3 separate regions of the Mus musculus genome follow, and regions 2 and 3 are each linked to region 1. The links are chromatin loops, found by intact Hi-C in ENCODE. Cell type or tissue: heart. All regions are shown on one strand.

What was found. Peaks named below come from ENCODE experiments on the same cell type or tissue, not always from the same donor. Only the 100,000 strongest peaks of a DNase experiment are listed, where the experiment ranks them.
Region 2: a loop joins it to region 1, with 7 times the contacts of the local background. A loop is called at or near these places in 7 of 42 quality-filtered maps.
Region 3: it touches region 1 in a loop (13-fold over the local background); 6 of 42 quality-filtered maps call a loop at or near these places.

Annotation. Positions count from the first base shown.
Region 1 is chrX:99,518,510-99,526,509 of GRCm38, reverse strand. No RefSeq gene overlaps it. Among named protein-coding and RNA genes, the nearest start is that of Gm31155, 35 kb to the left of the region's middle. In heart, a CTCF peak has its summit at 3,465 (motif pointing right); no DNase peak of the experiment used is centred here; H3K27me3 peaks cover 5,240 bases.
Region 2 is chrX:99,571,661-99,579,660 of GRCm38, reverse strand. No RefSeq gene overlaps it. Among named protein-coding and RNA genes, the nearest start is that of Gm31155, 18 kb to the right of the region's middle. In heart, a CTCF peak has its summit at 4,699 (motif pointing right); no DNase peak of the experiment used is centred here; H3K4me3 peaks cover 494 bases; H3K27ac peaks cover 288 bases; H3K27me3 peaks cover 5,327 bases.
Region 3 is chrX:99,399,869-99,407,868 of GRCm38, reverse strand. Gm14812 (predicted gene 14812) reads left to right here. Exons shown (of 7, transcript NR_033544.2): 7 at 1,399-2,538. Among named protein-coding and RNA genes, the nearest start is that of Gm14812, 40 kb to the left of the region's middle. In heart, a CTCF peak has its summit at 4,804 (motif pointing left); no DNase peak of the experiment used is centred here; H3K27ac peaks cover 381 bases; H3K27me3 peaks cover 2,715 bases.

The DNA of each region.
Region 1 (8,000 bases):
ATGACAGACAATGCCACAGCTTTCCCCCACAAATTCATCTTACTGGTCCCTTACTGTTCCCTTACTGTAGTTTTGAATTGCATTTCCTTAATGACTATGAAGATGAACAACTTTCCCTGTTAATGGAAATTTAAACTGCTTCTTCAGAAAGAACTTATTTCTCCAAATTATTCTTGCTCATTTTGAAAGGTTGAATCATCTTTTTATTCTTGAATTGTTGGAGTGTTTCATACATTCCAAGCACTAGAATCTTATCTGCTAGGTGATCACTAAATGCTTTTCCCCATTCCGGGGCTGATTGCTATTGTGACTTCATTAGTCCTCCTTCTCACAGATAAAGAAACTGAGGCTCCGAAAGCAAAGGGGCTTGCTAGAGCCACATTGAGTGAAGTTAGTATCAGACAGCCACCTAGTCAGCCTGCTAAGGGCACAGGAAGGTATGACGGAGAGCAGGTTAAAAAGGAACAGGGATAATGCCAACCTGTGCCTAGCCCACTGATTCCTTCTGTTTGCCTTTGAATCACACTGTTCTGTTGGTGGCTTGTTTCTGTCATTGTACCTTACCCAAGCTGCTTAGGCCGTTAGGTTCTGCTTATTCTGTTTATTTGGCTTTAGAGATGGGCTTTCATTATGTAGCTCAGGCTGACTTGGAATTTCCTAGCTGGTTTTAGACCCATGGTGAGTCTCCTGTCTCAGCAGCCTAAGTATTAAGATGACATGTATGTTCTACCATGGCTTGGCAAGATTATCTTTCTGATAGCCTGCCCATGATGAGAGAGAGAAAGCAGCCCTGGATAAAAGCATTCCTAGAGGCAAAATTCATGAGGAAAAGCAGGAATCCATGCTCCAGTGTATCTGAATGTTGCTCTGTGATACAAGCCAGTTCCAGGAGAGCTAAGGGAAGGCCAAAGTTCCCCAGCACCTGCCAGGAGTTTGGGGACAATGAGGAGTCTGTTAAAGTGGGAATACTCCTTTGTGTTTATAACTGCATCTTGCATATCTCAACCTCAAAGCAGCAGAAGGCTTTTCCTATTTCCACTTCATATCAAACATTAGTGAAGCCAATGTGAAACCCATGATGGAAAATAACCCAGACATTCACAGCAATGATAGCAGTAGCAACAGCAGCAGCCAACACCTACCACCAACCACTCCCACCACCACCGCCATCACCACTGTGATGCATGCACCCTGGCTTGAACAACAGGTGAAAGCAGTTTAGTCCATTTCAACAAACCCTTTGCTTATACTCGAGTTTATTATGTTTTTAGATCACACCCAACATTTCAGCAAATTTCTTTAATGTTGCTTAGGTGACATCTTATCAGACAGGCTAAGATCTTGTTAGGTGTGGTGGTATACAGTTGTGATCCTAGCACTTGGGAGGTTGAAGCAAGAGAACTGCTATGTTTTCCAGGCCAGCCTGGGCCACACAGCAAATATCAGACCAGCCAGGAAGATGGCTTGCAAACATGTCACAAATTACTGCCACCCCCCAAAGAAGGTGACAGGTCTTATGGAATGCATGATTATATATAAATTGAAGAAGAATTTGATTTATAACATTATTTGAACATTTCACGGAATTCAATTGCTCTTTTTAAAAATCTCCTTTTTTCCTGTTCATGTATGTATTTATGAATGTGTATATCGGTGGGAGTCTGCAGGTGGATGTCAGAGGACATCCCGGAGTTCAGTTTTCTCCCTCCACCTCGTGGGGCCTTAAGATCCGACCTCAGTCCTCAGACTTGACAGTAAGTGCATCTACTGACTTAGCCAGCTTCCGCCTGCTCTTCTTATAAGTGTTTATTTCAGACATTGTGGGTATACAGCCCTATTCCATGTGCCTGGGCATCTTAATTTACTTTTCTGGCCTCAGTTTCCCTGTTTGTAAGATGTAGGAATGACTTACATCTGTGCCTTTAAAGCCCCATGGTTTTCTCTTTTCTTTTTTCTTTCTTTTTTTTCTCTTCTTTCTTTCTTTCTTTCTTTCCTTTTTATTTTCTTTTTCTTTTTCTTTTTTTTTTTTTTTTTTTTTTTTTTTTTTTGGCCAGGACCGGGGATTAAATCCAGGATCTTGTGTACACTAAGCTACAACATGTTTTTAGTTGCACACTACTTTCTCTGGGCAGAGCCTCATATATCATTCCAAACAATAACAGGCGGAGGAGAGCTGTTCTGATGGGGGCTCCTCTTAAACACAGCACCCCACACACAGACTATTGCTCCTGAGCTGTGGGAACTCGGAGCAAGGGGCTGCAGAGCCCTGACCTTGGTGCTGCTGAGCTCTGGTGCCAGCTGTTCTCAGCTCTTGGGTAGGCAGCTTCATCACTAAGCACTCAACCCCCCATCTCCAGGCTCCTCGGTTGTATCCATTAGCTCCATATTTCTGGACTCTTATGTGAACTCTAGACAGAAAAAAAAAACATTTCTAGGCACAAATGCCTCTTCTCACCCAAAGCAAGGGAGCCTGGAGTCCCTTGCCCCTCTCTAGCACAGAGGCAAGACCCCAGAGAAACATGCCAGGAGACCCAGGGGGATGTCTGTTGAGAGGGAGGCCCCCAGGGAGGGAAATCTGCTGAGTGCTTCAGATGGCTGGGGCTGACAGCTAGTTTCCCCCTCCCCTCATGGGTTCCTGTTGCTTCCTGCTACAGAAATTTCCCTTGCTGCAGAGTGGAATGGGGTGGGGATGACTTTAATTGGAGCCTGGGATCGCCATGGCCACCTTTTTCTTTCTATCAGTCTTGAAGCAGGTGGCTTGCATCTTACAGTGAAACAAGCAAGTGGGGAAGGCAGGAGGCAGAAAGGACATGTAAATTGAGCTTTGAAGCAAAGAAAGAAGGTGTGTGGAGGGGCAGCACCAGTTCTCTGCTGGTCAACCAGGCTGCTCAGCAGATTGTGAGTCTCCAGGCACGGGAGACATGGGGTTGTCTCAGAACTGTTTTTCCTGTCCTGACTCAGCCTTTGTTAATGCCTGGCAGCACAGGACCGGCGCCGTGGTGGTGGTAGCCTTGGAGAAGTGCCTTATACCACAAACATACACCCTCCTTCCTTCCAGCCCACAAAACCCCCTACTTCCTATTTCCCCAGCCCATCAGGAAGGACAGAAGGTTACCAAGGAGTATCCTGCCCACCATTTTCACAGATGAAGGAAAGTGATGCAGAGGACGGAAAAGGCCTAGTTAGCAACAACAGAACCTGCCGTGGAAGCAAGAACCTTGTGAGTGGGATAAGGAGCTAGCTGTGTGATGGGAGAGGCACAAGGGATGAAGGCAAAAGCTGAACTGAGCTGAGCTGAGCTGAGCTAAGCTGAGTTTCTCCTTAGCTTTGGTTCTGACATAGCTAAACCAATACCAGTAAAATTCCTCAAGTTTTGAAAGGTTTTCTCTGGTGAGGTAACTCCGCGGAGCACCCAGAAGCCAGGTCTGTAAGGACCCAGCCCAGAAAAGATTGGCTTACTGCCCAGGCTACCACTGGGTGGCGCTGTCTCTCCACCCAAGTTGGTTAGGCGGGTTGCAGATGCCAGGGCAAAGAAGTCACCCCATTCATGCCCCATCCTGCCAGGGCCCTAACAAAGGCCGCTTGGGTTAGGGCAGGGAAAACCAGTTTTGACAAAACTCCATGCCTTCTTTGGCATGTGGGTGGAGAATGGAGGATCCAGAATAACAGAGCTCAAGAAACCCCCGGGAAGTTACAAGTAGTTTTACTGGGGCCCCAGGTACCACTCTACCTCACTGCTCTGAATTTAGGAAGCTCTGGCGTTCTAAGTCTAGAGAGGAAAAGAGAGGTTCTCCCCATTTCAACAGTGAACACACTGAGTCCTGGAACACTGAATCTAAAGCTAAGCTTTCCTGTCTAGCAAGCTCTTTTTCCAAAGCGAGTGTTTCAAAGTGATCTTCTTTTTCGACTAGGCCTTAGTGGTGTCTAAGAGATGGCTTTAGAAATGCTAATGCTAGGCTTGAGTGACAGGCCTGGACAATGGGGGAAGGCTCTGTGTGAATGGGACAGCCTAAGCCTAGGAGGCTCCACGTGGGAGCCGGGGTGGAGAAGGGCAGGCAGAGACACCCGTTGGCCAGTCGGGATCAGCCTCCGGGAGAGGCTGACTCGGAAGGCACTGGAGCTGTCAACAATAAGGAAGGGGGAAGGGACTGCCTCTTCGGTTGTCTTTGGGGCAGGGAGCGGGAGGGAGGGACGTAAAGTAGAAGAGGCCTGGGCTTTGAGCCTGAGGGTATAGACTAGGTGACCTGGAGACACAGAAGAGATCTGTAGGGGACCTGAAGGCTGCCTGGGGATCAACGCAAACCCAGAATTAAGGAGGCCACGGCAAGTGCCTTGAGATAATGTGTTATTGGGTTCCCTCTCGCCTTAGCTTTGGAGTGTAAATCCAATTGAAATGAGAGCACCTGCCACATAGGCTCCTGGGGATCTGAAACAGTTCTGGGATTTTGGAATGTGGTTGATGATAGGGCCCTTGTTTAGCATACTTGAGGCCCTGGGTTCCTTTCTCAGCATGACAAAACAAACTTGGAAACAACACCGAGGGCCTGCCTAAGTCAGAAGTGCTCGGTAGTAAGAGAGTTGTGGTAGCACAGGCTGGTAACGCTAGCCAGGCAAAAGCTGAGGCTAGCTCTGCGAAAGCTGAGGCTATAGCTGCCACCTTTGAGCCCTGAACTCTGCTTGTTGGCTCTGTGTGTCTGAGAGAAAAATCTGGCTTAAAAGCTTAGCCTACAAGCCCTATGGGAGGCTCCACTGGCTCCCTGGGGAATGGGACATCCTGTGGACCTTGGGCCTGGAGTCGGAGAGAATCCTTGAAAGGAAGTCTTACGAAGGGGTTGTGTGCCAAGGGACCTATGTCCTAATCAGCAGGGGGGAGGACAGCCCTAAAGTAGGGTCTTTGGTAGACACAGCCAGAAGCCCAGAGAAGGGACCCAACCAAACAGTAGCATCCACTCCCAACTCTCTGTGCACTAAGAAACTCCTCTGAGGCAGCTGGACTGTTTGATTGCCTGTAGAGGGAATTCCAGTTCAACCTGGAATAGAAAAACTATCTCAAAAAGTTCCAAGGAACATTAGAAGAGAAAACAAGTGGTATGTGAGAGGATGTTTTACTTCTTGTTCCTTCATCCTCTGATGATGCTGACACTTGACCTATCTCTTGCAAAACATGGAATCAGTGGGTATGGTAACTTGTGGCTAGTAACGGGCAGCAGGTCATCCACCCAGATGCTGCACAGAGTAATGCATGAGGTATGTACAATACCTATAGTATTATTACCACTCCCACTTTCTCTAAGGGGCATCGAAGGAGCAGATAGATGTCATCTGCCCATCATTAGGGTCAGCGTGCATGTTCAGAACCACCGCATGGACACTTATCCCTCTGACTACACTGGGTTGTTATTCTCAAAGCTCTCCAGTGGTAAGATGCCAGGATCTGAAAGGTTTGGCAGCTGTCAGCTTGTGAAGGAATCAGTTCTGGGAGGACTTTAACGATGGCATGGGTGGGGACACCAAAGCCCAGAAAGGCAAGATTTTGTCCTAGGTCACACAGCAGGTCGGTGACAGTGCCGGGCCACCCATAATTAAAGTTTACAACTACTTAATTGCTCTCCTATCCCGGGCTCCTTTTCTTCCCACTCTACTCCCAGCTTAGTATTCTTCATGCTTTCTTGTCTTCCTCATCACCACAGATGCAGGATAAAGCAGTTGCTTCTGCCGTGCAAGGGTAACTCATCTGTGGGAAATGAAAAGTGGGAAGGCAGGTTCTGCACAACTCCCATGAAACCACACTATGGCTTTGGAGCCAAACATCTGAAAAAGCAGAGGCTCTGACCCCTAGGATGCCAAGCTGCTCCTAACTGGGTAGAGAGCAATGGCCAGAGACAGTCTCATATAGATCATATAGGCACAGCGACAACTGCAGTGGCATAGACACAGTTATAGATATGGATGTGGCTGTACATAGCCGTGGAAGGCATAAATGCATAAGTATATAGTTGCAGAACCATGGAGATTACTGCGTAGATGTGGAAAAAACTCTGCACAAGAGTCTGATGTGAAGGTGTGAATAAGCCTTGTCAGAACACGTGGCTATTTAAAGCACCACAGCAGGATTCTCTCTTTTGCTCGGGAGGATGTGTTCCCCATCTGAGGATGGCAGCAGCTGCCCCTCTCTCAGCTCACAAGCTGCCTGCCTGTCGCACTCCTGAGGAGCACTTCACCCTCACCCACTCAGTGGGCCCCACGCCTCTTCTACCTTCTTTTCAGGAAGAGCAATGGGTCTTCCCTCCACCCCCACCCATGCAGCGCATCCACCCTCACTCCTGTCACTACCTGCCCCCCCCCCCAAGCCTCTTTGGCCCCCGGCACCTCCCTAGCCTCTGAAGGAACAGTGGGCCGCCACTACCCCCATCTTGTACGGCCATGATTAGCTAGAGAAAAAACCCCACTCCTATCCCCAAAGCCTCCCAACTGCTGGGACAAGGACAGAAGCAAATGGAGTTGGGGGGTGGTCTCTGTTGCTAGCTTCCTTCCTGGCCTGGATGCCCCTGAAACCTTCTCTATCTTCCCTTTCTCTGTGCCCCCAGCCCCTGCATATGTGCCTCCTTTTCTGCTTGTGACTGTTTCTTATACGTTTCTCATTTTGGAGGTCCTCTTCTCGTTCTTCCTCTCTTTCCCCTCCTCTTACTATAACCTGGACTTGCTCGCGAGCCTTTTGTTTTGTTTCTAGCTTTAAGTACTTGCACAAATATTTCAGTGAGGAGAGTTGACAAGAAGACAAATATCCCTCGGGTCTGTATTAATTGCCACAAAGACATACATACCCACAAAAGGGACAACGAAGGCAGGAGGCGCCATCCTCTGTCACTGGCTCTCTTACATTGCCTCTCATGGTTGCCCATACACAGCCTCCATTTCCATGTCTCTGAGCACAGAGGTCTCAGGTCTCACTCTTCCTGGAGACAGCTGTCCCCTTGCATAATAGTTCAGCCTGACCAAAAAGGCCTGTCCTGAACTCTTCTTCCCAGCAGCTGTGTCACCCTTAAGGTCACTAGACCACCCAATTCTGTCCTTTGATCACCCTTCCAAAGTCTTCCTGAAGGAGTAAGCTCTTTCTATGTCTATGTTCTCTCTCTCTCTCCCCCCTCTCTCTTTCTCTCTCTCTCTCTCTCTCCCTCTCTCTCTCCCTCTCTCCCTCTCTCCCTCTCTCCCTCTCCCTCCCCCCTCCCTCTCTCTCTCTCTCCTCAAGAAGAGAGAAACAGAACTTCAGATTAGAATCATTGTACCTCTGAGAGAGGGTCATCACTTCCAAAGCAACGTGGATGAAGCACCAGAAACATTCCAGACAGGGCTGCTGGTTACGAGTGAGTGTTGTATCCATCTCTGTCTAGCCCCCATCACCAATGCCAGTGGAGGTCATGTCCTAGGGAACTTAGTGGTTCCCAACTTCCTGAATGCTGTGACCCTGTAACACAGTTCCTCACATTGTGGTGATTCCCAACCATGAATCTATTTTCCTTGCTACCTCATAACCATCATTTTGCTACTTTCAGGAGTCGTAATGTAAATATATGTGTGTGTGTTTTCCAACAGTCTTAGGTGACCCCTGTGAAAGGGTCATTTGATTCCAAAGGGTCACTACCCACAGGTTGAGAACCAGTGTTTTAGTCATTCAAGTTTCACACAGTGGAGGATGGAAACTGGCCAGAACTCAAGGTACAGGGAGGATGGGAAAGCAGCTGTAAAACAGACTGACTCGTCTCTGACAAGACCTTAGGACCTTGTTCCCAGGTACTCAGGGGACAAGGTGCACAGGATCAAGATGGCAGAAAGGCCTACCCTGGGGGCACTTTTAGAACTGGCTACCTTCTGGAGAGAGCACAGAACAATCCAGGCAGCTAACATTTCTGTTAGTCACTCCCATCTCAGTGGGTCTGAGCGCACTGGATTCTGTCTGTCTTAACTTGCCTGCAGCAAACTTGGAATGGGGGCTGGTCTCT
Region 2 (8,000 bases), 53 kb before region 1:
GTTTAGGAAACACATTCCACCTTGTTAGCCTATTCTTCTTAAGGATTTGCTCATTACTGTGCCCCACCCACCACTGGCACCTCACCCTGGCAGTCTCCTGCATCATGAGGCCTTGGCTTGTCTGCCTTCCTTGCACGCTTGTACCTGGCCTGAATTGTTTTCTGTTTTCCTACTTCACTGCCTACTCCCTGCTGTCAGGCTGTCAGCTCTCACATCTTGACACTTTTAGTGTGCCTGCTTCCAGCAGCCCCACTGCCCCCACCCCACCCACTGATTTACTGCTTCTAATTTGCTGTGGGCTTGGGAGCCAAATAACCGGGCTCATTAGAGTAAACAGGACAAACAGGACGGGGTTGGGGTTATAAGGAGGGTCCTCCTCAGGTAACCTCTATTCATTGGTACATTCCCACCCCACATTCACTTTCCCATTCACCATGGTCGTCCTCATTCCTGTAACAGGGGTGACAGCAACACTGCGGGCTGGGGGGTGGTGTTAGGATGGAATGTGATCCCAGACCTTAGTCTTAGACATCTGGCCAAACCATCGAAGAGTGCCCTCCATCCATCCAGGTGAATCCAAAGGCTCTGTCCCTCTCCCAGTGCCCCCAGAACCACCCAGCCATGGCAGGAACCTTCTGAGCACAGCTGTACCTTGCTAGGCACCTCAGCAGTCCCAGGGCCTGCTTCTCCCCCAGCCTGGGGGCAGGAGGCTGCACTGAGAGGAAGCACTGAAGCAGATTTAGGACTTGGGTGGAGTTTGAAGCCCCCCAAAGCCATTTTTCAAAGTGAAAACTGAACCAAGCTGGTCTGAAATTGTGGCTGGAGGATAAATGTGGACCCCATGGTGTCATTTTATGGTCAATTTTCAGAGTGTAACTGCACTTTAAGCACTAACGCTGAGTAGCAGGAAAAAACTTCTTAACCGTAAGATCTATTAAGAGTGCAGAGCTGGCTCCCAGGGGCGAGGTGGGAGTGTGGAGGCGTGAATCATTGCAAACAGGTCTAGCTCAGGCTCTGGGGAGTATCCCAGCCCAAGCTAGGCTGCAGCAGGGGAACACCATCCCTGGAATGCTGAGGGGGGCTTCTCTAGGAACTCTAGGCCCCAGTGATAGTGGCCGAAGAGTTTGAAAACATACCCTGCCCTAGACAAGGCTTGCACTTGGCCATCGTAAACAGAAACAGAAAAGAGGAAGCCCTGGCACCATGATGGGACTGCCGCTGTGATGATGGGGTGGACTGTGCGTTGGAAAAGCCAGCTGGCCACTGAGCAGAGCGGGACTGATGACTTTGTCTCCCCGGTTGTCCCATCAATGTGGATTTGCAGGAACAGCAGCTGCCAGGAAAAATGAGGAAAAGGCCAGAGACGGCTAGGTTATTTAGGGCCAAATATCTGCACAATCTAGGGCACCGTGATGGAGGGCATAAGGAGAAGCTAGTGATTGCAGACAGCAGATGGGCAGGGAGCCTGGGTGACCAAGTGACCTCAAAGGTTAATCCAGCTGGAAAAACTCTGACTCCGATGGACATGAAATGAAGGATCAAACCAGAACCTCCACCAAATCAAAGGAAGGGCTCCTAGCCTGTCTTGGAGCTTTGGCCCAGCCACTGGGACGCTGGCCAAGACCCAATTGAAATTTAGGACCACAGCTGCATGCAAAGGTTCCAGAGGATACCCAGCTGGGGAAGGGGGAAAAGGAGACAGAGGGTTGGGCCTGGCAGTAAAGAACCCTCAGCTGAGCCACAGTCTGCTGTGTAACCTTAAGTCAGTGTCTCCCCCTCTCTGGGCTTCATTATACTTGCATTCACAGTGGGTACCACAGTGTGAGGAATAGAATTTGAACTTGTTCAAATCTTCTAACCCAGTGTTTCTTAACCTGTGGGCCACAGCCCCTTTGTGTGTGTGTGATCTATGACCCTTTCACAGGGGACACCTAAGACCATCAGGAAAGCCAGGCGTCGTGGCGCATGCCTTTAATCCCAGCACTTAAGAGGCCTACAGAGTGAGTTCCAGTACACACAGAGAAACCCTGTCTCAAAAAACAAACAAACAAATAAATAAACAAAAAAGACAATCAGAAAATACACACATTACATTATGATTCATAACAGTAGCAAAATGACAGTTATGAAGTAGCATTGAAAATAATCTTATGGTTAGGGCTCACAGCAGCATGAGGAACTGTATGAAAGGGTCCCAGCATTATGAAGGTTGAGAACCAGTGCTCGCAGCCATCATCTATAAAGTCCTGCCAGCTAGAACGTTACAGAATTCCTCTGACTAGTATGTTCCAAGAAAGGGTTTCCAGGAAAAACAAAAAACAAAACAGCAAAAGAAGGTCTGGAGATACACAGCTTAGTTAGTAGTATACTTACCTGTCAAGCAGGAAGACTAGAGTTCAGTTCCCAGCAAGGCATAAATCAGACACACTGGCATATGCCTGCAGTGACTTCTAATCCCAGCACCCAGGAAATAGACACAGTTGGAGTAGATGATCAAGATCAGGGTGCTTGGGAATAAGGCTCAGCGGGCAAAGTCCTTGCTCTTCAAGCATGAGGATATGAGTTTAGATCCCTAGCACCCAGCCAAAAGCTGGAGATGAAAAATTAGCAACAGAAGGTCTGAGTATGGTTTGAGATACATCTGTAACTCAGTGCTAAGGAGGCATGGGAACAGGTTCTGGAGTTCACTAGCCAGCCAATTGTCAAGTTCTGGGTTCAGTAAGAGACCCTGTCTTAAAAAGTAAAGTGGGAGCCGGGAGTGGAGGTGCACGCCTTTAATCCCAGCACTCAGGAGGCAGAGGCAGGCGAATTTCTGAGTTCGAGGCCAGCCTGGTCTACAAAGTGAGTTTCAGGACAGCCAGGGCTACACAGAGAAACCCTGTCTCAAAAAAAAAAAAAAACAAAAAACAAAAAAACAAAAAAACAAAACAAAACAAAACAAAAAACAAACAAACAAAAAAACCACCACCAACAACAACAAAAAAGCAAAGTAGGGCCAGCAAGGTGGCTCAGTGGGTAAAGGTACTTGACATATAAGCCTGGTGACCCGAGTTCAATCTCCAGAATACACAGAAAGGTGGAAGGAAAGCCAGGTCAGGAGGCAGAGGCAGGTGGATCTCTGAAGTGGAGGTCAGCTTGTTCCTCCAGGACAGCCAGGGCTACACAAAGAAACCCTGTCTCAAAAAGCCAAAAGAGGGGGAAAAATGGAAGATCTGACACCACAAAGATGTCATCTGACCTCCACATGTGCACCATGACACATGTCCCACTGCACATATGCAATGATAATTTAAAGAACAGTGCAAAAAAAAAAAAAAAATAAGGCAGAGGAACAAGACACAAGACAGTGTCTCAAAAAAGCAAGCGAACAAACAAAGCACGCACTAGGTGCCAGTGAATGTCTTAGCTGCTGATCTCTGTGAATTCATCTATTGTTCCCGATTGCTTTGCCGTTGGAGCGCTCTTACCTTTATTTTGCAGATACAGAAACCTGGACCACAGGCTCAAGCATCAAACTTCCTTGGAAACCAGAGCTCCTCAACTCCTCCTACTCCCTGGTTATCCTCGGACTAGGGTGCCCTGCCCTGCTCCCTCCCAGGGCTCTCTCCTGCTGAGCCAGGTGCATCCTCCTGCTGCTCTTCACCTCTACACTCCACTCCCTCCTGGGGAAGCCGCCAGCAGGCTCAGATTTCTCCTCTCCCAGACTGGAGCTCACCAATAGACCCAATAGACCGGGTGCTGCACTCTGAGTTGAGCAAGAGAGACTCAGAACTACCCCCTCTCATCAGTGAGCCCTTCCTGGACAGAAGGCATCCCAGGTTGTGAGCAGGCCTGAGTACAGACCACCCCACCCCACCCCACATACACACATGCCTCACTGGGCAAATGTGGAGTAGGGACACTGATGAGGGCACACTGGAGGAGGTTCCAGCTCATGGTTAGGTGGGATGTCCTCAGGTTTGTGCAAATCACCTCTCGGAATCACAGTGAAGAGCGTAGGGACTCCTTTCTTAATCAAGCTCTGTCTTTGGGTATGGTAAAACCATTAAAACCAGCCCTTCCGGCTTTAGATGGGGAGGGGTAGACTTACAGAATGGGTAAGAATATGCTCAAAATTGCACAGCAAGTCAATGATGAAGACTAATTGAAACCTAAGGCTCCTGACTCTCCCAGGCAAAAGACATTCCCAGTTCCACTCTGCGCTGGGACAGGCCACTGTGCACAAAGCACACTCACATGCACACCCCACCCCTGCACCAGCAAGCACTCATGCATATGCTACCAAGGGAAGCAGCTCTTGGGAGTTGAGTGGGAGGCACCTAGAGGCCCAGATACAAGACTGCGAGACTGGGAGACCGGGATACTAAAAGCGGAGCTGTACACCTAACATTGGAGCAGGCACAGTGGAGGGGAGCGCAGGCCTTTGCCTGCCCTGTGGCCTGCAGATTGCCTGGTGTGCTCCAGAGAAAGGGAGGGAGGGACAGAGAACCTCAGGCTCACAGTTCAGTCTTCATTGATGTTTTTCAGGCTTTGGAGGTCCTGGACAGTCACTAGTCCATCTCAGATGTTCTCTCACACCGGCAGACTCCAGGAGTCCAAAGTCCTGTGTGGGACGCAAACCACCCATACCACCCCTGCCACCCCTGCCACCCCAGCCCCCACGCACCAGCAGTTTTCCAGTCGGCCCTGTGCCACAAGGGGGCACTGGTACTCCATGGCTCAAGTGCGATGGTCCGCAAGCTTTCTCCTGGCTTGGGGGGGGGGGGCAGCGGGAGTTTATGTTCGGCTCCCCCATTCCTGGCACCCTCCCCATTTCCTCTTGGAAGCCTCCCTAATCCTCTTACTCTGAGGGTCACATCCCTGGGCCCGGGGACGAGGTGTTTCATTTTCAGTTTGCCCCCACCGCCTCTGGGGAGCTCACAGAAATGTAGGGAGGGGGACCCCTGGGCTGGGGTCCTTTCTCTGCCCCTCTGGCGACCCCTCTTTCCTGCTCTGTTCCACAGCTTGTCCCTTTTAGGGGTGTCTCTGTATTACCCCCCACCCTCCATTCTCTGCTCTGCCTGTGTCTTCGCCCAAGTCCGTGCTCAGTGGACTGTTCTCTCCTTCTTTTTATTTCCCCCTTAAGGACTTCGAGCTTTCGTTCCCCGTGCTTCCCTCTTCCTTGCATCCTCTCCAGCTCGCTCTTCTCCACCTTTCCTCTCCTGCTCCTTCTACCCTTGCTCTTCTGAAGGTCTGGAACTGCAAGAGTCAGAAGCCAACGTGGAAGGTTCTGGCTCCTGTCCAGCCTTCCTGGAGGCTGCAAGTCGCTCCTGGCTTCGAGTCTAGGGTGCTACAGCCCCCAGGCTTGTGTAGGTAGACAGTGGGAGTCAGGCTGGCAGCATCTAGCTGCTGGAATTTGGGTGTGGATCAGGCTAGATCAGAAACTCTTCAGTTCTCATAGCAGACACAGCTTCTCCTGAGACTGGAAGATTTGAACCCAAAGCCTGGGTGGGGCCTATTCTACAGCCTGGCCCTCGTGTTGTGATTTTTCCTGTATCATCTCCCAGGGGTCTAGTTAGCCTTTATATAGTAGATAGAACTCTGAGGTCTCTCCCATCCCTTAATCCGCCCCCTCCCTATCAGTCAGTCTCTGGAGATCTAAATAGTGCCCTGCTCAGCTTTGCCCTTTGCTCTCACAGCCCCCAACCACCCACCACCCACACCGCACCACTTTCAAAGACTATGTACTGTTGACATTGAGGCCCTGCTGTGTCTCTGCTGCAAGAGAAACAGATCAGGATTGGATTAGGGTCACACTCTCAGTGTGCTGACAGTCTTCTGGGATAGTTGTTTACCAAGTCCAGGGATCCATGGTCTATCATTGCACAGTATCAGTGCACAAGTTTGGGCAGAAGGAAGTGCCATACCAATGTATGGGACACCCAGGGCTCCCATGCCACCCTTCCTAGGATACAAATGCAAGGTCCATTATCTATCTGCCTGTCATTTTTTAGCTTCTAAAAGAACCCCTTTGTGGTTCAAAGACAGAAGCCAAAGTTCAGAGAGAGCCAGGGACTTGCCCAGATACACACAACAAAGTGAGCAAGCCTGAGTGAGTGCAGGTATGAGCATGTGCGAGCACACACACACACACACACACACACACACACACACACACTCCTACCTCAGTGGGCAAGGTGCTAGCAAACTTCAAGCATGCTGGAACACAAGGGAAGAGTTGTACCTCCCACGTGTAGAGGCGACAGTGGAGGCTGGTGGAGAGGAGGGAGGGTTGGCCATGGAGCAACTTGCTGTGAGCCTTCAATGCTTAGGGACAGTTGCCCGCTACCCACATTTTGTGATTGATACACCCCCATCTTAGGAGGAAAGCAGGTCTGGGGCAGCCCAAAGTCCTTACCACAGCTGAAGGGTAGAACCCCCACCTGACAGTGTGATTTATCACCTCTCCTTTCTCCCCTCAGCCCCCAACCTTCCTGCAGACCAGAGTGGCAATTCACCTGTTTTTGATTTGAGATTCAGGTGGACTTTTCTTTCTTTTCATCAAAGAAGTAGTGAGGGGAAGGCAGGGCCCCATCCATCACCCTAGCCTCTCAACAGCCTTGGGGAGGAGGAGCAGACTGGGAGGAAGGAGAGGCTCAGGGACACTGCAGCAACCTCCTCTGCTCCCCCAGGGAATCGCCCAGATAGTCAGGCAGGGTGGTTCTGGCCCAGACACCCACAGGGGCTCCACCACAGAGCTAAAAAAATGCCTGAGGCTTCAACTATGAGTGTGTGAACCTCTTTGCTTGCTCTAAATCCTAATGCCTGGCACAAGGGTTGAACAGAACAACGTTTAACACTTGAGGAACAAGGGAGACAACTCATTTGACTTTACTCTCCCGCTCTGGGTCCCACTGCTTCTCAGGGACACCCAGGGACTCCATTTTTCATAAATCTTAGCACTGCCCCACTCTCTAGATGAGACTGAGACACAGACTGGTAAGTGATTGGTCCAAGGTCAAATCACAGAGGAATGAGGTCCAGATTCAAGTACAAAAAAATAATTTCGACCCCAGAATGGTAGGCTAGCCAGGAAAGAAAGAAACCATGGCATTCAACCACTGCTCTATGCCAGGCATGTGTGTGTGTGTGTGTGTGTGTGTGTGTGTGTGTGTCAGTTCAAGGCCATTTCTAACATTTATGGAGTCCCTGTGCAGTTACAAAACAGTATCCCATACTCCAGGAATGACCCATCCCAAGGGCATGGACCATGGCCTGGAACAAGAAACCAGGTCGCCTGCACTAGGCACCCAGGACAATACTAGGCAGCATATACAGTGCTGGGGTCACTGGACAATCTTTTCTGTGGCTGATATGAGAAGTGAAGAGAGGAACCTGCTAGGCCACAATGGGTGGGCTACCTCCTTGTCATTTTCTACCTTTATCATGATCACCATTATCACCACCACCATCCCAGGCCCCCTCATGATGCTACAATTACTAATAACAGGGGCTCTGTTTGATACTCCACTTGCCCTGAAGCAACCCATTTTCTCCCTGCTGGACTCTTTCCTCTTCATTACACCCCTCTTATTTTGCAGCTTGAAGAAATGTGTTCATGGCTGGGCCAGCTGGACCAAGGTACCCCTGGGTAGACTAGAGAGACCAGAAGGAACATTGGAAACAGGGCTGCTGCATAGGCTCAAATATGGCCTCTCCGTTGCTGTAAGGTCTTGATCTTGGACACATGACACATGTCTTCCTTCCTCCATCTGAAGGGGTACAGTGTCCAAATCATGCTGGACTATGTGAAGTTCAGGAGGTCTGCTCCCCTCTATGGACCAGGAGGTAAGAACAAAGCACACTGGATCCTTTCCTGAGCCTTTCAGCCATACAGGATGCCAGAGGCAAGCTAGGCTAGTGGAAAGTACGTCTCAGGTTAGTTCACATCCTCTAGCCTCGGTTTCTTCATCTGAACATTGGGAATTAAAACACATACCCTAGCAGCAAAGAGGTGGGTG
Region 3 (8,000 bases), 120 kb after region 1:
TACTATGTATGATGTATGTATGTAAAAACTCATTGCTAAGGATATTAGCCATCACATGGAATCCAAGATGCGTGGGCAGATGAATGAAACAGGGCATAGAAGGATATAAGAGCTCAGAGAATCCTTTGGATGCTATGCTACACAGTAACTATTCAAGTCCTTATGTGATCAGTGTGAATGTTGTTTCCTTTGCAACAGAGTAGGTTGGGAGACAGGGAGAACATTGGTGGGTGCAGTTGGTGTAGTTGCAAGTTTGCAATGAGCCTGCAATGAACTTAAAGGAATTCTCAGGACTGGCAATGGTAGGGGCCCTCAAACACTGCTGAGGGACTGATAGTATCTAAAGTACTTTCTCAGTCTTCTCCATATTTGATTCCCACCATAGCCTCTTCAGGGCACAGCAAAGTTACTGAGATCCTTGGCCAACCAAACCAAACCAAACCAAAAATAAATGGAATTCATAGGAATGGGAAATGACTTGCTTAGGGTCACATAGCTAAAAATGATCAAGGATTGCAGTCCAATTTCATTGAGTCTCTATGACCAGAATTAGAAGGAGTAGAGGCTAGACCTCCCTTATTTCTCTCTCTGTATTCTCTGGTGAGCTCTGTTCCAGTCCATAGGTATGCCTTTGGCAAGTCCTATGTAGGGCACTGAGATGCCGAGATGAAACTACACGGACTCCATCTTTGAGGTGGCTTAGGACACACAGGCATGAAAACTCAGAAACTCTGGTGCAATCAGCTAAGAACAGAGGCACAAACAGGAGCACAGAAGAGGTGGGGGGATAGTGGTGTGTAGTGAAATAGAGAAGGAAATAGGAATGCCGAGGGAGAGATAATGGGAACAGAAGAGAGATGGTATTCAAAGGGCAAGTAAAGCTCCTCCCGAGCTGGTAGCAAGGAGTTTGATTTGAAGAGCGAGTGGGCCAGCTGCAGATGATGCATCACCCTCTATGGTCTGTCACTGATGAGCTGGCATAATGCCACCAGCCTCATGCTTGGACTCCTTCATTCCTATATTGGCTACAGCCATAAGCATGACAGAGGGCTCTTGGTGGGACCATATCCTTCCTCTCTTTCTGCACTGGACCACTGAAAAGCTAGGGGACAGAGTGGAGCCTCTATTGCTACCTCTGAGTTCATGGGCTTTCAACAACAAAGAGTCTTAACCTAGTTCTGTTGTTGACTTGTGAAGCAAAGAGACAGGATGAGAGAGCCTGCTGAATGGGTAGGCATCTTGGAATAATAGGTCTGTGCCATCAGATCTTGGTGAGGGAGAGCAAATTCACTCTCAGCCTGTGTTCTTCACCATGCCACGGCCTGTTCTTGCCACTTGACATCCATTAGCCTAATGCATCCTCATACTAACCTTGTGGTTTTACAACTCTTACTGTAGATGCAGCTCAGGAGAAAGGGACCTGGCCCAGGTCACATCAAAGTAAGTGGTGGTCTGTGTCATCCCATCGCTGCGCCACCCTCCCCCTGCCCACCCCACTTGTGTACTTGCCTGAAGCTAAGCGGCCTCCCATTTCAAACCCAGAAGTAGAGCCTCCTGCTGCTTTTGGTGTCAAAAAGGAAGAAACTGACAGGTCCTCCAGAGACTTCAAGTTTATGCTGGTGTTAAATTGGGAGAGAAATACCTCGGTGGGCCCTTGCCCCAGGGCACTAAGCGTCTCAGTGGACAATATCCTGGACAGTGGCTTGACAATCCAACAGACACCGTTTACACGTGGCTGTTTGCCTCTCGTCAGATAATGTTTATTTCTCTTCCTGATTATGAAAGGCACACAGGCATGCCTGTTTCTTGAAAGGGCCTTTGATAAGAGCCGAGGGCAGCACATGAAAGAGCTGTTCTACAAGAGCCATTCTGCCAGCGCCTACATGCATGTGGCCAGGGCGTTTTTTGTTTTGTTTTGTTTTTGTTTTTGTTTTTTTAAATTTTTGTTTTGTTTTGTGTTTTGTTTGTTTGTTTGTTTTTAGGAGATGAGGGGAACAACCCAAGGAGTGGGCTCCTGACATGGCCCATGGCTGCTCCCCCCTTCCCCAACAAGCAAGGCAGCTCACAGAGGTGCCCTTGTTCCCTTACTCAGTGACCCAGGCTCTGCCTGCCACTCAGGGCGTGGCCCTCTCCTCAGCCCTAGGCATTCTCCCTTTGAGAGACTTTACCCCACAGCATGTCAGATATGTGAAAATGCACCCACATCCCATATTAAATGTAATTTTTGCTATAAAATATTTCAAAGGATTTTTATAATTCCGCTTTCAAAATTATTTGCCTATGAGTAAGTCGTTTCGTTCCCACTTGGCTATGATTTCTTTGTAATCATCGGGCATACTTGGGAATTCTTGCAAAGTGAGGAAATCTAAGCAACAAATTGTTTTCAAATGTAATGAAATTTTTAGGAATACTAAATTTAACAATTAACGAGGCTGATATTATATTATGTTTTGTAGACATATAATGGAACATTTATTAATTCCAATTCTGCTGTTTTCTTTTCATATTTTAGAGCCAATAAATGTTCTTTTTCTTGGGACTGGAAGGTTTTCTTAGGCCCTCAGAAAGCACAGAGGCCCCCGGGTTGCCTGGCTCTGGTGTCACGTGGAAAGCCGAGCCTGAACTTGAAGCAGTGTCAGCTAAGCCACTGGAGAGGGGACAAAGGAACTCAAGAGGGCCGTAAATGCAGTCTCCTCTAGCCCTCTTGTCATTAGTATAGTCCAGGAGACCCAGGAAGCTGAGAAAGGGCACGGTGGTTGCTCAGGGACACACAGCTCCCAAGAACCAACATGAATTAACTCTATCTTTTGGGCTGGGGGGTTCTCTGAGCCATCTCCTTCCCCAGGACTGCTCCTATAAAGTCATTGTTCTGAGGAACTGAGGGAAGGCCAGTGTGCTGAAGATGAATTCATCGTGCCTAAGACTATTACTGTTCTCAGAATTTTTCTCACTCTAAAGAAATCTGAGGTTCAAAGGATCAACACCATCGCCATTCCGGACTCGCTCGCTGAGTAATTAAGTGGTTTGCGTAATTTGACTAGGCTGTCTGAGCCTCAGTTTGTTTGCCTGTAAAGTGGGACTAATAGAACCTACCTCAAAAGGTATTCATGGGGAGGGATGCGTTGGCACCTGCAAAGCTCTGAGCAGAGAGCTGTGTGGCATACAGTAAAGGCTCAGTAAGTATTGGCTATAATAACAATTACCATTATCATCATCATCATTATTGTTCTCAGTGTACCAGGATCCAAACTACTCACTTTATGAACCAAGCCCCCAGGACACTGGGGAACAAAGGAGACAGTTCATGGGAAACTGGAGCTTTGGGCTGCGACTGGGGCTTGGACTGGAGAATCTGATCTGTCAGGCTTGGAGGGGCCATATCCACCAACTGCCACCTGCCAGGCCTTTGGAACCAACCCTGCAAGTAAGAGGGACTTCTTCACATCCCAAGCTGGCTGGCCTATATTTAGTGATGATAGCAGCTGGCCCCAGGCCCTCTCAGAAAGCCTAGAGAAGAAAGGTGAGAAGAAGCGAAGGGGAGGGCCAAAGGGATTAGGCTTGTGGCTGCCTGGACCGCCCCTCCAGGACCTGCACACTCCATGACGCTCATAACATGGTGATAGGCTAGCCCTCATCTCACAGGCACCCCACCATCTCCTTCTTTTGCTTCATTCCAGCCGCTCATAACCAGCAGTCCCAGATGAATATTCAGGGCCAGTTTGGAAGGACCCCAAACTCTCCCTTCAGACTACAGAGGCCCAGGGAAAGGAGAGATGTGGCTTTTAGTCAGGCAGCCTGTCAGTGACTGACCTGTGACACTGTCTTCTTGTAATCTAGTACCTTCACTACTTGTGTTCCCTTAGCCTGGCTTGGCCGGTTCAGGGCCTTGGGCAAGCCCTGCATCTGCTAGCCTTTACATGTGTCTGGGGTGGCTGCTGTGGGTCAGCTGAGAGGTCCTCCCTCCCCCGAAGGGGCGGGCAGATGCAAGGGTGGGGGCACTCATCTTGGATTCTCTAGGGCTCAGTGCCATGTGGTCAAGTGCATTTTCCACAGCTCTTGCATGCTCACATGTATACATACCACACACACACACACACACACACACACACACACACACACACACACACACACACACACATGCTTTGCCAACATTATCTAGGCTAGGGATCACCATGCCGCATGTGCAACCAGTTTGCCTATCCTCCCTGAATCTAGAGACGGTTGAAGCGATTCTAATTACAGCCTGCATTCCTGCTCTGTCTGAAGGCTTTCCCTTTTTCAAATGGTCTAGTTTTTTTTTTTTAACTCAGCACTTGGCTCCTTTGCTCCTCCTTGCCTGACTCCCCCAACACACACCTCATTCTCACGCCCTGCATCTCCCCCCCTTTTCTGAGTTGGATTGTTCAACTTCAGCTTGATTTTCTGCTGTCTGAGACTTGGCAAGACTTAAGAGAACCCATTTTGGGTTGCCTGCTCCCCCCCTCGCTCTATGTGTGTGTGTGCACCCGCATACATGTGCATATGTGTATGAGTACATTATTGAATGAAGCAATATAGGCAGGTGTAGTTGGGCTTGTGTGCATGGTGTTAAGGGGATATATGCAAAAGTGTGCATATTGCATGTGTTTGTTTCTCTATATGTATACATATATAAGATGTTGCTTACATGTTCACAGTGCATAGATGTATGTGCAGTCTTAGTGTGCATACAAGTGTGTATCTGAGGTTATAAAGCCATAAGGTGCCTAGTCTGGGATATTTTCAGATTCCATCTTTTTCCCTCAGCAAAGACACCGCCCCCTGCAGGTCAGACGAGGGCCTACAGGCTCACCGTGGCCTCTCCAGAACAATCAGCAGGCATAAGCAGGGATCAGACATTCATCCTCTGCAGAACTAACACAATACGATGAGGAAGCTTTCCGGAAGCAACTCTGTTCACTCCATTGGGATTCACATTCATGCGCCTAGATCTCCACAGAAGCCTGGGCTTCTATGTTTTCACTGCTTCCAATTCTAGTTCCAATATTCATTTTCCTTCTCTCTCCCTCCCTCCCCCTCTCTCTCTCCCTCTCTCCCTTTCTCCCCACCCCCTCTCATTCCCTCCCTCCCTCCCTCTCTCCCTACCCCCCTTCCACTTTGGGAACCCTCTGCCCTGCTGTCTGCTACTCACAGTATACTGTCAGCAACTGTCATTTCCCCATCTTCTTGTTTAAAAGAAGATTTATTTATTTTTCTTTTATGTGTATGAGTGTTATGCCTGTATCTATATCTGTGCACCACGTGTGTGGCTGGTACCTGGAGAAGCCGGAAGAAGGAGTTGGATGCCCTGGAACTGGAGTTACAGATAATTGTGAACCTCTGTGTGGGTGCTGGGGATCAAAACTGTGCCTTCTGGGAGAGCGGCCAGTGCTCTTGACTTACAGAGCCATCCCTTCAGCCCTTCTCCATATTCTTAGTGTCTTTTGACCATTTTCTTCATTCACATGGCTCAAGGGCACAACTGTCTTGTGATATTTTGGGGGCTCTATTTTCCTTCCACAGTCCGCATTCCACTGTGCAAGGAAATGGGGACAGTATCCTTATTGTTTTTCATGGCTGCTTCTGGACCATTTGTCTTTTTTCCTCTTGAAACGATAGATACGCTCATGAATGCCTCACCGCCACCCTCTCCCGGAGGCTGTTATCTGTTGACCCCCTTGTCAGTGTCCTCCAAGCCTTAGAACTGTCAGCAGCTGGATTGATCATTTTTTCTCCTCCTATACCTTAATTTTGCCACTGCTCTTTGCAAGTTTTGTATAACAGAGATGCCCTCCTGGCTTTAGCAGTCAAGACTCTGGGTCCTCCACTCTACCTCCTTCTTCCATTCCCTATGGCTATATGCTCTTGACCTTTCCATAACTATGTGTAAGCTTCAAAATCTTGATCATAATGACCTCGCCGTTTGACATATTCTTCCCTGTAGGACCTCTTACTCTGAGAGTGTTCTGTTTTCATGTAGACTACTGGTCCACTGGCTTCATTACTCCTTCCTCTTATCTCTGTTTTCCCTCATAGTAGAAACCTCTCAAGACACTGCTGGGCTCAAGGCCTCCACTTTCTCATAGCCTTTCTCACCACCCGCTATCCCAGTGAATTCCCCGGTCACTAAAGATACCCTTGTCAAAGGTCACCAGAAGCTGGCCGTGGGCTGGTTCACACCTTTAGTCTTAGTGCTTGGGAGCCAGACACAGAGACAGGAGGATCTCTGTGAATTCATGATCATCCTGGTCTACACAGCACATTCCAGGCCCTTGTCTCAGAAGACAAACAAACAGACAAACAAACAAGTCACCAGAAAGCGCACATTGCCAAGCTCAGCGATTGGGCTGACCTTTCTGGTTCTCTCTTAAGACAGCCCAGTTGAGCACGTTCTCTCCCATTGCTGGCTGTGCCCTCATTTCACTGGTTCTTCAGAGACTCCTCCTCTGGATGTCAGGACTCAGTCTCTGGTGTTCTCATCCTCCTACCTACATTTTCTTAGTAGATTCTTCTTGTTGTTGTTGAGTCTCGTGGGTTTAAATAGCACATGTATTTTAACAACTCACTAAATTTGTATCTTCTTTCTTTAAAAATTTTTTGATGATTTATTTTTTTGATTTTTTTTAATGTTCCTTGGTGTTTTGCTTGCATGTCTGAGGGTATCAGTTCCCCTGGAACTGGAGTAACAGATGATTGTGAGCTGCCATGTGGGTGCTGGAATTGAACCTGGGCCCTCTGGAAAAGCAGCCAGTGCTCTTAACCTCTGAGCCATCTCTCCAGCTTCTGTATCTTCAATCTTAATCTGCCCTCACAAACTCCCAAGTTTTTTTGTGTCTAATATTTCATTTGGTGGGACGAATTAAAAGATTTTGAAGCAAGGGTACATTTGAAATAGCATCTAAACAGAGATGAGGCCCTCACTCAGTGGTTATCACCAAAAGCCTGCTAGCTCTAAAAGAGTCTGGGATAAAGCATCTAATTTTCTGCTTGATTCTACTTTGTGCCCATCAGCCAAGCCCAGGCTACCAGCACCTCTTATTAAAACCTGTACAATACATCCCTCCATCTACCCTTGGCTTCTCCATTCTTCAGAGCCACCAGAATGATCTTTCTAAAATAACATTTCAGACTTGTTCTGTGTAGAACATTTTTCCTTGAGAAAGGGTCTTATACTATATTTCTAAGTCTGACTTGGAACTCACTATGTAGCTTAAGCTAACTTGAAATTCTTTTAAATTTGTGTTTTAAATAGATTTTTACATGTGTGGGTGTTTTGTTTGCATGTATATCTGTGCACCACATGCATGCCTGGTAAAGAAGGTACCATGTCTCCTGGAGCTGGAGTCACAGATGATTGTGAGCTACCACGTGGGTTCTAGGAACCAAATCCAGGTCCTCTGGAAGAACAACAAGTGCTCTTGACCATTGAACTATGTCTCCAGCCCTTTTAATGGCTTCTTAATACATGTAGATCCTAAGCTCTTAACACAGTCATCCCTTGAACCGCAAACTCTTAGCTAAGTAGGGTAGTGCATGCCTGGACCCCAGCATCAGGAGACAGAAGCAGGAGGATCTTTAGTCCCAGGCCAGCATTGATAACATGGGCAAACACTATATAACACAACCAAACATGGCCCTCAAGCTCTTTGCTTTGGCCTACAGTTCTTGATAGTGTGGTCTTTGTCTCCCCAGCTTTGGTTCTCCCCCTCACTTTCCCACATGCTCATTTCTGCCCTGGCACCCTCCTGTTTCCCAGTTCTTTCTCTTTGAAGCCTTCCCTGGATCCTCACATGGGTGTTTTACCTGTATATGTGTCTGGTGCCCACAGAGGTCAGAAGAGGGTATTGTATCCTCTGGTACTGGAGTTACAGATGATTCTGAACTGCCAAGTGGTTGCTGGGACTTCTACCCTGGTCCTCTGGAGAGCAGCTAGTACTCTTAACTGCTGAATCATCACCCCTGCCCACAAGCAGCCCCTTTCT